Linked DNA regions of Homo sapiens: region 1 is linked to region 2. A link is a contact called in ENCODE Hi-C data. All regions are on one chromosome and are shown on one strand. The core of a region is the stretch at or near the end of the contact, and the rest is flanking DNA. Distances in the headings are between cores, read along the strand shown. Region 1 overlaps LOC105378834 (a long non-coding RNA gene). Region 2 overlaps HS2ST1 (heparan sulfate 2-O-sulfotransferase 1).

Evidence for each region. Hi-C counts contacts between places; a loop is a spot of excess contacts on that map. Pooled maps may share reads with other maps.
Region 1: a pooled map shows a loop between it and region 2 (8-fold over the local background). The contact joins two enhancer-like sites. A Hi-C loop is called at or near these places in 9 of 37 single-sample maps with no recorded cell type and 4 of 50 pooled maps.

The regions. Positions count from the first base shown.
Region 1 is chr1:87,445,546-87,452,209 of GRCh38, forward strand. It overlaps LOC105378834 (a long non-coding RNA gene), which reads left to right. Exons shown (of 4, transcript XR_947565.3): 2 at 902-1,004; 3 at 3,689-3,800; 4 at 5,234-6,664. Among named protein-coding and RNA genes, the nearest start is that of LINC01364, 77 kb to the left of the region's middle. RefSeq lists an enhancer at 4,048-4,427. Within about 2 kb of position 3,911, at least 12 of the 41 ENCODE cell types and tissues checked have a DNase peak (open chromatin) inside an H3K27ac peak, as active enhancers do.
Region 2 is chr1:87,057,764-87,065,174 of GRCh38, forward strand. All of the region lies in intron 1 of HS2ST1 (heparan sulfate 2-O-sulfotransferase 1), which reads left to right. Among named protein-coding and RNA genes, the nearest start is that of LINC01140, 68 kb to the right of the region's middle. Within about 2 kb of position 4,213, at least 3 of the 41 ENCODE cell types and tissues checked have a DNase peak (open chromatin) inside an H3K27ac peak, as active enhancers do.

The DNA.
Region 1 (6,664 bases), core at 2,661-5,160, 390 kb after region 2:
CATACCTGAGACTGGGTAATTTATGAAGAAAAGATGTTTAATTGACTCACCATTCTGCAGGTTGTACCAGAAGCATGGCTGAGGAGGCCTTAAGTAACTTACAATCATGGCAGAAGGCAAAGGGGAAGCAGTTACATTTTCACATGGCCAACAGGAGAGAGAGAGAGCAAAGTGGGAGGTGCTACACACTTTCTGACAACCAGATCTGGTGAGAACTCTATCACGAGAACAGGAAGGGGGAAGTCCGCCCCCATGATTCAATCACCTCCCACCAGGCTCCTCCTTCAACACTGGGAATTACAATTCAACATGAGATTTGGATGGAGAAACAGAGCCAAACCATATTAGGGTCTTTAGGAGGTAATAAGTTAAAATGAAGTTATTTGGGTGGCCCATAATTCTACAGAACTGATGTCCTTGTAAGAAGGGGAAGAGACACCAGAAGTGCCAGCACAGAGGAAAGGTCATGTAAGGACATGGGGTAAAGACAGCCATCTACGAGCCAGGGAGAGAGGCCTCAGAAGAAACCAAAGCCATAAATGCCTTCTCTTGGACTTTCAGCCTCCAAAGCTGTGAGAAAATACATTTCTGTTGTTTAAGCCACCCAGTCAGTCTGTGGTACTTTGTTATGGCTGCCCTAGCTGATGAATTCAGAAGTCAAATGTATATGGCTTTGAAGCCACAGAGGAAGGTGAGATTATCTGGCCAGAGATCCAAGGTGAAAGGGGTGGAGAGCTTTGGGGTAAATCACTTTACAGAGTGGGTATAGGAAGAAGGGCCTGTGAACAACACAGAGAACAATCAAGAGAGAGCAGAGTTAAAGATGACAAGGGAAGAGAGAGTTCCTTGCTTCTTTTATTTTGGGTTCACATCTCTTAATCTTGTGTTCACTTTTGTCAAGGTCATCCTCAGAATTTACACTCTCTCTCCTTTTGTGCCCCCATGGACCAAGTTAAGAAGGTGTAGGCTTCCAATCTGAAGATTGGTCACCACAAAACTCAAAGGTAAGTGAAAGGGTTTATATTAGTGTCACTGAATCAAGGGCCAATCTCAAAATTTACTTGGGGATTTTTCAAAGTGCACATTTATGTGACATACACTATGAAATTTCATTTTAGTATAGATTTGTGGTGGGATACTACCATATATTTTGAAAACAAACAAACAAGCAAACAAAAAAATGTTCCCCAAACTCACAGAATCCCCAGGTGCTTCTGATATACACATTGACGGAGATAAACTAATCCAGATGAAAAGACAAATGAATTTTTTTCTACATGCCTGGAAATAATGTCAGATGATTATAGATTTCAAACTTCATGAAAAATTGAAATTTCACCCTTTTGTAGGGGGAATGTTTTGTTAATCTAGCATACACAGCCTACGTTTTCTATTCTTATTATTTTTAATAAAATTTTTTTCTTTTCTTTTTTTTCACAGGCAAGGTCTTTGTTGCTCAGGATGGAACGTAGTGGTGCCATAGCTCACTGTAACCTTGAATTTCTGGGCTACTGGCATACACCACCATGCTTGGCTAATTGTTTCTTATTTTTTGTAGTGACAGGGTCTTACTATGTTGCCCAGGCTGGTCTCAAATTCCTGACCTCGAGTGATTCTCCCACCTTAGCCTCCCAAAGTGTTAGGATTACAGGCATGAGCCACTTTGCCCAGTCTCCTTTTTTTTTTTTTTTTTTTTTTTTTGAGATGGAGTCTTGTTCTGCAGCCTAGGCTGGAACACGGTGGTGTCATCTCGGCTCACTGCAGCCTCCCGGGTTCAAGCGATTCTCCTGCTTCAACCCCCAGGTAACTGGGTCTACAGGCACCTACCACCACCCAGCTAATTTTTTGTTTGTTTGTTTTTGTTTTTGAGTCGAAGTCTCACTGTGTCACCCAGGCTGGAGTGCAATGGTTCAGTCTTGGCTCTCTGCTTCCTCCACTTCCCGGGCTCAAGCAATTCTCTTGCCTCAGCCTCCTGAGTAGCTGGGACCACAGGCACCAGCCACCACACCTGGCTAACTTTTGTATTTTGAGTAGAGATGGGGTTTCACCATGTTGGCCAGGCTGGTCTTGAACTCCTGACCTTGTGATACAACCGCCTTGGCTTCCCAAAGTGCTGGGATTACAGGCTTAAGCCACCATGCCCGGCCCACCAGCCTACTTTTAATGGTAATTTTGAAAATGACAGTTGACCTGGTAGCCTTTGGGGATGTTTGTGTTCCTCCTCCCAGCAGATTGCCTTCCTTGGGCAACAGGCACTGCTCCTCTCTCATGTGTCAGAAAATCAGTGTGAAACTAGCTATCAAAGCGTACAACCGTCTATCACGTTGACCATCACATTATTCTTTGTGACTTGGGAGAACTCCCCTGTTTTCTCAAATCTCTATCTGCTGAGAATTAGGAACCATTTCTATACAATAAAGAACTATTGCTCACCAGAAAGTATATTCTACTTTCTTGTGGAAGAAAACTTATGACATTGAACTTGACAAAAAGGCATTTTCACAAGCTCAAATAAAACCAGTTTTCTCCATCTCCCCTCCCGCCTCTGTTGGCTCAAGTAATGAGCAACTGAAGGATACCACACTGCAAAGGAGATGTTGGGCTTCAGGCTGAAGCAAATCTGGGCTAACCAGAGTTAATCAAATTCTTTATAAATAAAATGAATTGTGCCACGCTAACTTAGATGTTTCAGAGAAACACTAACATATTTTTTTTAACTGATTTCTTGAATTTTTAAAAAAACTACTGCTCCTTTCCTTTGGGTAAGTGAGGAGGCAATAGGGTCTTGAGAATCACCAGGACAGCCAGACTCTGTTAGTTTACTTTCAGGTGAATACATTAGGTTCTGGGTAGATAGGCAGAGCTACTATACACTGCGCCTAAAACATCACAATGGAGAGGTGTATGTGTGTTTGTTGCGGGTGGAGGGGCCTGGTCCTGAGATTTATCAAGCCTGCCTTATGGGTACTGACTTGACTGGTTCATCTACTTTAGGGACGATGAGAATATACTCCCCTGCCCCAAATTATATTTTATCCAGGTGCCATGGTGTCTGACACTCCATCTGTAATGGTTCATTCCTTTGGCTTTCTTTCCTGCTTTTAAAATGAACATTCTCTTGGTTTGTGCAAAACACTAAACTACTTTACAAAGGCAGATACGCTAATGTAGGAAACTGCTTTGTTTTCCTTTGGTTGAAAAGGACTAGTGGAGCTGCAGGAAGCTTGGAAGTTCATCAGTGGGAATGGAGGGAGGCTGCCAAGAAGGTGAGGGGAAGGGGAAGGGCCACAGACACAGATTTTGTCTACTTGGGAATTTTGAATGGGATTGACCCTACCACTCAGTAATAGTTAAAAATGAAACAAAACAAAAAACAAGGGTTTTGAGTGTTGTTTGAATCCAAGTGTACTATTTCAATAGTGGAACTGAGCAAGACTTATAAAGCTGGCATAGGGAAGGGTGATTAGGATTGCAAACATAAGCATGAGGTGTAAATCATGACATTTATTTTGGCATGGAAGCCAGATCATTGTTTGAGGAACACCTTTTGAAACCCAAATGTAGAGGGCAGAAAATGGTGTTGGCTTTTTACACTATTTCTCTCTTTTTGAGGTAAGTCAGAGAGTTGAGTTATGAAGCATTAAAAGATCATTTTTTTCCCACATTCAATTTTCTTCTTTGCACTTAGGGAAAACCTTTTAGGCCAAAGACCATCTGAAGTGGCCCTGGTTCCTCCATGTTTAACTCACTGGCCCCTAATTTCTGCTGGACCTTCATTTCAGTCGACTGTGTTTCAGGAGGTAAGTGATTCTGGTGACCTCACTGTAGGGAGACAGGAGCCTCTGGCAAGTTACCAAACTGCTGGCCTATTCTACATGAGCCAGGCTCTTTGCTTTGGCAGAGGAAAGCAGTGCTGTTTTAGGTCAACAGTCAAATGTGTCCCGGAAGTTGTTAAGTGCGTGGGGCATTCTAACCACTGCTGCTGGTGGAGAGACCTGGCTGTCGCCTGCATCTCACTTTCAGAATGTGGCCCTGATTAAGCTCCGCAGGTAGAGTTCTGGTTTCTAAGAAGGGTACAAGGCCTGAGGACATGCTGGTATTTCTTCCTCATGCTGCTGCTGAGGACACAGAGAAGGGTGTTCTGGCCAAATTAGCCAGTTATTGGTTCCCCAAATAACTTTGGTTTTAGACACCTGACTTGACTCTGTGAGTGAGTGGGAGGCTGTTTTCTCTGACTGGTTTTGCATCTTGGCTTTCATGTCTCTACATGAACATTCAGCCCACAAATTTCTGTTATCTAATCAGGCGCATCAGTCCGTGATGGAGATGAGAGGGGAGGAACACCCCTTTGACTCAGATTTTGCACAAACAAAATTCAGTCTTGTTAGCAATGGCAGGAAGAGTAGCCACGGCTGCTCAGATCAGATCTTTCCCTGACAATCTGCAGGGCAGTGCAAGTGGGTGAAGAGTTTTTATGGCAAGATAAGCAATGCAAGGGCCCCAACTTGGTATACTAAATAAAATTAAAATGTCAATATTTACACATGACCTTCAAGGCTCTTCCACTCTTGCTTTCTTAGTATTCAGTACAGACTGCATTTTCTTTAGTCCGTTACCAACAGCTTGGAAATTCAGTTAGAGGACATAACCCAAATGTTCTCCAAATGTTGCTTCCAAATGGTCATCTTGAAAAGTGCTGTTTTAAGGCATGCAACCTTTCTGCACCGAGAGAGGGCTGTCGCTCTGCCTACCCAACTGTAGGGGAATTATCCAAAGATTAAAACCACTGATGATAAAGATAGTGCCACACAGCATATTTTAATTTGTTGATAATGAAAGCACAAGAGGCCTTTTTACAGGCTTCTTGAAGCCTTACTATTGTGTGTTGCACATTCAACCCCAGCTTGTGTGCTGACACAAACAAATAAACGTGATCATAACGGTTGAAATGTAGTTAGAAACACAATTGAGAACATCTGTATTGTAAGCAGAAATACATTAGAAATACTGAAGTGTTTTGTAGCTGTGAAAATGAAGGAATAAAAAAATAACCCACAGTACCTGGATTAAGCAGTTATAAATAATGTATAAAGCAAAAATCTCATTACCCCCTGTGTAAACTCCCCCCCAATGAAATATATTTTATGAATGTAGTAACACTGTAATAACCAAAGCATTTGTTTTTCCCCACAAACTTTCCATTTCATAACTGTGAGATTGTTTGGATTTACAGATTCGGGCCACAACACCCCTGAGTTTACCGGTTTTGGTTTCTTCCTTGTGACCTTCGGCTCCAGGATGCAGCACAGCTCCTCACTGCACTATTTATCAGAATGTTGCTCTGCATGCTTGAAAGTTTCCCCAAACAGAGGTACATAAAAACAAACAGAGGCGAAACACAAATCCCATCAGCCCTGGAGGAAAAGGCCCTGAAGCTCTTCCAGTGCAGAGGCCACGCAGAGGACAGGCTCCTACCTGTGCACATCAGCCACGCCTGGGGCGCCTCCTGGAGTCCAGGCTGCTGGCAATGGAATTCATCATGTTGCTGATGTCACTGTAAGTTAAGTCGCAGCTGCCAGCTGAGCTATGGGACAGTTTGAGGGATGGCCAGAAGGTTTCTCCTGGATGCCATCTTCAGCATACCTAGGAACCAGAGAAAATGCAATTCTTCGCATGCCCATCTCACTCCTGCAGCCTGGGGTCCCTCTTCAGTTTATTTTTTTATTTTTTTATTTTTTTATCATAAGCACATAGTCAGGCTCTGGGACATCATGGAACCCAGCAGCCTGCTGAAAGGTGAAGCACAAGTCTAAAGTCCTGTTAGTTATGAAATCCAGCTCTCCTGGATTAGGCAAGGGGAAAACCACATCTTTAAGATACACTAGGGCAAGAAGTAAAGTATGGAGAGCTGGCTCAACGAAATTTTGTGTATAATAGGAGCCGTCCTATGACTAATTGTCACCTGTCTCAGAGACCTCATGATTATTTCTGAGCTTTAACCAATGAATTAATGTGGGTTCTACCTGGCTCTTCTAACGTCTTTGGAATGGTTCCTCAGGGAACCACAGCTATCCATAGAGATAACAACCTGAATACAAGCCCATCGCCCGATCAGATGCTGCTCTTACTTGCATGACTTGGTTCTATTCTTGCCCAGTCCCACTGGGATAGCAGTGGTAGCTAAACAGCTAAGCAGAGTGACCTCATTAGATTCTCCTCTAGTATAAAGTCACATGTTAACTCATTTTTGGACTCATAGTCAGAAACTTGTAATTTTTCCTCATTTTGGTATGCAGCTATTGCACAGTGGGGGAAATATGAGTCAAAAGACTTGCTCTTATATTCCATCTTCCCCCTCATTGCCTGGGTGTCTTTGGACCAGTTAATCTTTGAGCCTCAGTTATCTAGAAAATGGGGACACTGCTACTTTATATATTTTTTTTTAGTGGGACCTAGATAAGGTAATATAAATAAAGGGGCTTTATTTATATATTGAATGGCATGATGTTAGGATTACCAAAAGGAAATAGCTATTCTACTTACATTACAATGTGGTTTGAGGATCAAATTCAATAAAATATGTGAAGAGGGCTTTGAAAACTAGAAAGAGCTAAGCAATGCAAAATGCGTCGCTGCACTTGAATGTAATGGCTGGTGTCATGTC
Region 2 (7,411 bases), core at 2,963-5,462:
TGGCGTGAACCCGGGAGGCGGAGCTTGCAGTGAGCTGAGATCATGCCACTGCACTCCAGCCTGGGCGACAGAGCGAGACTCTGTCTCAAAAAAAGAAAAAGAGAGAGAAAAAAAACTGTATTTTTTGTCTTAAGCTAAACAAATACATCTGGGTGAAACTGAATAAAATAGGATTGTGGGAGAATAAGTAGGCATCCTACTCCCTTCCTCCCACCCAGTTGTTACTGGCCTGCTTCTCTCTCTATTTCTGCTTCTTTCGATTTTGTTTTAGCCTCGGGGTGAGTGGGTGGAGGGAGTCCAAAAACACATCTGTACTGTAGAGGAGAAATTGATAGCATAGCTTTATGGAACTTATCTCAGGGTTATGCAATCCAGAGGTCCCCTGATTTCAGCTCTCATCAGTGCAGGAATCCTTTTTCCATCATTCTTTGACAGGTCCTCATGCAACCTCTATATGAGTATCTCCAGAGACTAATAACTTACCACCCCCTAAACTGCCTGTGTCTTTACTTTGCACTACTAATTATTTGAAAGCCCGTTCTCTCTTGAGCCACAGTCATATCTTTTTTTCTGGAGTAATGCTACAAAAAGGATTCTGCCTCTTTTTCACAATAACTTTTCAAGTATTTCAAGAGACTGTTAGTCATTTTTATGGATTTTCTCTTAGCTAAGTGCACTGTTTTGTTTTGTTTTTTTTTAAGTTTTTTATGTGGCATGATCCATCCAGCTCATTCCCATTCTGGAGTACTCTAGCTTTTAACGTGTGCCTGAAATGACACATAATAGCCCTGTGTGACTAAATACAAATTTCTTAGGAACTGTTCCTTCCTGTGACTTGAAACATTAATTACTGTGTTTTGGTTAGGAGTATAAGCTTTGGTATCAGACAGATGAGGGTGTGAATTCTGACTTTTTTCCCCTGTAATTCATATCTCTGAGTCTAAATTCCGTAATGTTACCATATAGGATTATTGCAAGAATTAGGTGAAGTAATGTACATTTAAACATGAACCGTTGGCTGGGTGCGGTGGCTCACGACTGTAATCCTGGCACTTTGGGAGGCCGAGGCGGGGAATCATGAGGTCAGGAGATCAAACCATCCTGGCTAACATGGTGAAACTCCATCTCTACTAAAAATACAAAAAATTAGCCAGGCGTGGTAGCAGGTGCCTGTAGTCCCAGCTACTCGGGAGGTTGAGGCAGGAGAATGGCGTGAACCCAGGAGGCAGAGCTTGCAGTGAGCCGAGATCACACCACTGCACTCCAACCTGGGCAACAGAGTGAGACTCCGTCTCAAAAAAATAAAAAATGAATAAAATATGAAGCATTGTTCCTGGCTCACAGTAAAGGCTCAAAGTAGAAGCACTTGTTACACTGATAATTATATACCTATTGGCACAGCCTAAAATTGCCATACGTTTTTTTGCAGCTGCTTCACATTACTGTTAATATTATAATCATTATGCTAGTATATTTGTTGTTTATCAGCTTGTGCTACTACTCAGGCTTTTATGCCTTCTCCAATTAGCCATCCCCACATCTTGAAAGCCAGCTCTGTCCTTTTAAGGCTGAACTTACTCAGTGTATTTTCCAGAAGGTTTTTCTCCAATTCTTGGATCCAGAAGTATTTTGTTCTTACTTATGGCATTTGTTACAGTGGCATTTGTTCAATTTTGTACAAGATAGACTATGAAAATAGGAACAGTTCACTTGAGAAATTTATAAAGAGATGAGGGATGATGAGATTAATGTCTTAATAAAGCTCAAGAAAAAGGAAAAGCATGTATAGTTGGACTCCCCATTTTGTATCAGCGTACTTATTTCAAGTGACTGAAATGAGTAAAGAAAGAAGCCTTGAAGTCAGCTCACCTATGATTTTTAACTATGATATTTTGTATTTTAAAAATAGATACTTGGTGCAGGTGTTATTGGCAGACAGAAGTAAGAGGCTAGGGTGAACAGGCTATGGGCGTCTGGTAAAAGAATTTTTTTCCCAAAAATGCTCTGGGAGTTTCATTCCCAAAAGATGGATGCAGGTAAATCTGACTCTGGTCAGTACAATCAAGGCAAATTGGTGTTTTTCTAAACTGTGAATTGGGAGAGGATTCTACTTACAATTTGAATAATAGGTCTCATCTCTATACTTATTCTGGTACATTTAAAGAAAAACTTAGGCCCTATATTGGACCTACTTCAGACCTTACAATCCATATAGTAACCCATAAATAAGTAAAACCTTTGTATGTTGTGATTTTTTTTCCCTATTCAAGAATGATACCTAGAATATTATACAATTACTAATTTGGGGAATGATATCAAGAATTATGTTGTTTTTGGCTTTGGTTGTGGTTTTTTATAACTTTAAATTTTGAGATAATTATATATTCACAGGAAGTTGCAAAGATAGTACAGCATGTTTTTCTTTTAAGCACCTGGAAGACAACCATCTTCTGTCCCTCTGTTTCACTTATTTACCATGCCTATTTCAAAGGAATGTTGCAGGAAACAATTGCAAAATGCTTTTGCAATCCCAAAATAAAATATATCAAATAATTTTAAAAGGCATTTGCAAAAAAAAGGTAGTTCTATAATATTGTAGTGCTGTATTTAACTATAAGGCTCTACCTCTTCCTATAATAGAAATAGACAAAATCTCAGACAATCAGTATAATGTGGAACATGAGCTCTAGAGTCACATTGACCTGTAATGGTATCCTGACATCAGTAAACAGCTGGTGATCACTTAAAGAGACTCAGTTTTCTTATTTAAATGGGGATAATAATTCTGCCTCTCATGATATGATGTATATAAACCACAACACAGCATGGGTGTAACAGATGATATACATAAAACACTTAAAGCATAGTGAGAATTCAATGTTAGCTATTACCAATACTATTTTTTCATGTAGGTGATTAGTGTATTTCTCAGATTGATAATAAAAGAAGGTTATAACTTATAAGGATTTCACATTGTTAAATTAATGTAATAACTGTAGAAAAGTATAGCCATAGCCAAGCTTGGCAAGTACATTTAGTAAAATATAACTCATATTCCTTTAACGTAGTAACCTTAGCAATAACACAAAAAGAAAAGAATTGGTGTTTTTTGGATTGATGGGGTATTTAATAATTACTTTAATGTTTTTATCTAATAGATCATCTCAGGAGCATTAACTCCAATATATTTTTAGTGAGAACCTTATCACAGATGAAGTTGTGAAAGAAAATTTGATATTTATTTTGTAATGTATTTTCAGAATGTTAAGGATTAACATATATTTAATGTGGAAGCATTATGTTTGTTTAAAAGATGTGTCTAATAAGGGCCTACAAAAATTTATTGTACATGAAGATACTCAATAAATATTGTTAAATTGAGAATAAATGACTAATTTATAAACAGTTAAATATTTTATAATTTGTTTTTAATGTTATTATTAAAATGAACCTGTATTATAAGATCTCAATATTTGGTAATTTTTTTGAAGTGAAACAAACATAAGTTAGCCATTTTACAGGGAACAATTCACTGGCATTTGGAACATTCACAATATTGTACAAGCACCATCTCTATCTAGTTCCAAAACATTACTCCAAAGGAAACCCCATCACCGTTAATCGGGTGCTTTCCATTTCTCCCTCCCCCCATTCCCTGGCAACCACCAATATATTAATATATACTGTTTCATTTTTACCTATTCTGGATATTTCATATTAATCTAATTATATATGACCTTCGGTATCTGGCTTCTTAGCATATTTTTGATGTTCATCTATATTGTATTACTAACATATATGAGTACTTCATTCCTTTCTATAGTTGCATAATATTCTATTGCTCTGTATATAGTACCACAATTTATTTGTTCATTCATCTGTTGATGGACATTTGGATTGTTTCTACCTTTTGGCTATAGTGAGTTAGTGCTTTAAACATTTATAAGTATTTGAGTACCTGTTTTCAGTTCTCTGGGGTGGTATATACCTTGGAGTAGAATTACTGAGGTATTTGGTAATTCTGTTTAACTTTTTTGAGAAACTGCCAAACTGTTTTTCATCATGACTTCACCATGTTACATCCCCTCCAGCAATGTATGAGGGTTACAATTTGTCACTTCCTCACTAACATTTGTTATTTTCCTATTCTTTTCTCTTTTTTTTTTTTTAAGTTTTTGGTTTATCTGTTTTTAATTATAGCCATCCTAGTGTGTATGAAGTGGTACTTTGTTGTGGTTTTGATTTGCATGTCCCAGTGACTAATGATGTTGAACATCTGTTCATGTTTGTTAGTCATTTGTATATCTTCTTTGATTATTGATTAGAGACTGTTCTTTTCTAAAGTCTGCATACAGTGCTGTAAATTTCCCTCTCAGTCCTGCCTTAACTGTGTCCCACAAATTTTGATTTGCTTATTTTCATTTTCATTCATGTCAATGTATTTTTAAAATTTCCCTTGACATTTCTATTTATTTGTCTTCTGTTCTGTTTTTTTCACTTCTGTTTTCTCTTTCTGCATTCCTGTGGGTTACTTATATTTTTTTTTAGAATTGCATTTTGATTTGAGTTTAATGTCTTTATATAGTCTTTTTCATGCTTGTTTTACATATTTTATTATATAAATGTCACCTGTCAGTTCACTGGTATCATTTTACCAATTCAGGTGAAGTATAGAAACCTTACCTCCACTTTTGTCTTTTTATTCTCCCTCACTTACAATGTAATTGTCTTAAATATTTGCTCTGCCTTCATTTAGAGCCACATCACAGAATGCCGTAATAATTTTGCTTTCTCTGTCAAACTTGCTTTTGAAAACTCAAGAGGAAAGGGAAAGTTTATTGTATTTACACATATTTTTACTCTCCATTTTTTTGTTTGTTCTTTCTGATGTTTTAAGATTTCTTCTTTTATCTTTTCCTTTTTGTTTATTTATAGAGTTTTTTTAGCCAGTCTTTTAGGGTAGGTCTACTGGCAATAAATGCTAATTTTCTTTCATGTGAGTTACTTTCCCTTTCATTCCTGAAAATTATTTTCTCTAGGTATACGATTATTTTATTTCAGCACTTGAAAAACATTGTGCCACTTCCTATTGGCTCCATGGTTCGTGATAAGAAATCTGCTGTTAATCCAGTTTTCTCTTGTAGGCTTCATACAGGTGCATTCAAGACTTTTTTTGTCTTTTGTTTTCAGAAGTTTGATTATGATATGTCTTGACATGGATATCTTTGGGTTTACCTTATTTGGAGTTTGTTCAGCTTCTCTATCTAAATGTTTATGTCTCTTTTTAAGTGTGTAAAGTTGTCAGCCATAATTTCTTTGAGCACTTTTCAACCCTGCTTTCTTTCTCCTATTCTTTTAAGACTCTGTGACACCAATGTTAGATCTTTTGTTCTAGACCACAGTTTCTTGAGCTCTTGTTTGTTTTTGTTTCTCCTTTTCTTGGTCTGTTTTCCCACTGCTGTTAGGTTCAGTAATTTCTTTTGTTTTTTCTTTCAGTTCATTAAACTTTTCTTCATCTCTTCCATTCTGCTGTTGAACCCATTCACTGAGCTTTTTATTTTAGTTCGTGTATTTCCATTTGGTTCTTTTTTGAGACAAAGTCTCGCTCTGTTGCCCAGGCTGGAGTGCAATGGCGTGACTTCCGCTCACCGCAGCCTCTGCTTCCCAGGTTCAAGTGATTCTCCTGCCTCATCCTCCTGAGTAGCTGAGACTACAGGCATGCACCACCACGCCTGGCTAATTTTTGTATTTTTGGTAGAGACAAGGTTTCACTCTGTTGGCCAGGCTGGTCTTGAACTCCTGACCTCATGATCCACCCGCCTCGGCTTCCCTAAATGCTGGGATTACAAGCGTGAGCTACCATGCCCGGCCTGGTTCTTTTTTTGTATCTTCATTTTCTCTACTGAGATTGTATTTGCTGGGGCTTTCCATTTTTTTCGTTTGGTTCAAGCATGTTCATAATTGCTCATTAAAGAATTTTTATCGTGGCTGCTTTAAGTCTTTGATAAATTTTAACATTCCTGTTATTTTGGTGTTGGTCATTTCTTGATTGTCTTTATTCATTGAGTTTGAGATCCTGCTGGTTCTTGGTATGATGAATAAGTATTTTATAGAAACCTGAGCATTTTTGTATTATAAGACTCTGGGTCTAATTATAATCTTCTGTTTCCTTGCTTGGACTCCACTGATACTGCAGAGGTGCCTTGTTACCTGCTGTCTGAGATGAAAGTCCTGACCCTGTACTTGGCCTTCTCTGACATCACCCCATCAGGGATATTGGGCATTGTGAGGGTGGAAGTCTAGGCTCCCTACTTGTCCTGTACAGTTGGTGGGGGGGCCGGTTTTTCCTATGAAATTGGCTACTGTAGAGTGGTTATTATCTAAGCTTTCTATCTTGCTATGCTGTTCCTTTCCTGGTCCTTTGGCTACAGAGAATAGGTTTTTGTAGGGATTCTTTTGTCTGTACCTGTTTCTAGATTGCCAGCTTCTATAGCTCCAAGTCTGGAATGTATGAGGCATAAATAAAACTTAGGGCAACTCAGCACTTTATTGTCCTTAGGTCCCAGGGGTTCCAGTAGTCTACTGTCTTCTCTTTTAGAGTCTTACATTTGTTTCATGTATTGTGTGCCAGTATTTTAGGTGTACTCAGAAGGGGCAATAGTGAAACATAAGTCTACTCCATCTTCCCTTAAAGTGGAAGTCACTGTTAGCTCTTTTTTATAGGATGATTCATATAACCATAACTTGTAAGTTTTAATGGTACCATATGCATCCCTGTTGACTATCTGGAAACCACACAAGAAAGCATTTGTCAGTGTTCAGAATCTCTCTACCTTGCATATAGAAATTTATTTTGTTAGTCCCCCATGGTGATTGTGCTCAGGGAGACTGATTCAAGCTAATAATACTCTTTTTGAGACAGGGGCTTGCTCTGTCATCCAGGCTGGAGCGCAGTGGTGTGAACATGGCTCACTGCAGCCTCAAACTCCTGGGCTCAGGCAATCTACCCACCTCAGCTTCCCGAGTAGCTGGGACTACAGGCATGCACCACCACACTCAGCTAATTTTTAAAAATTTTTAGTAGAGACAAGGTGTTGCCGTGTTGCTCAGGCTGGTCTTGAACTCCTCAGCTCAAGTAAGTGATCTTCCTGCCTTGGCTTCCCAAAGTGCTGGGATTACAGACATGAGCTACCGCACCTGGCCAGGCTAACAATACTCTTAAGAAAATAGTGTATACAGTCAGACAGTCAATTTACTTAATTCTCAGTGATTACAAAACATTACTTCCATGAGGATCAGATGGTGTTTGGCTGGGCAGTCAACTCACAGTAAGTGATGCTGAAGCAAGAATCAGTTAAATAGCCTCACAACAGCTTTCTTTTGGTGCATCTGTATTGCTCACTATTCCTCA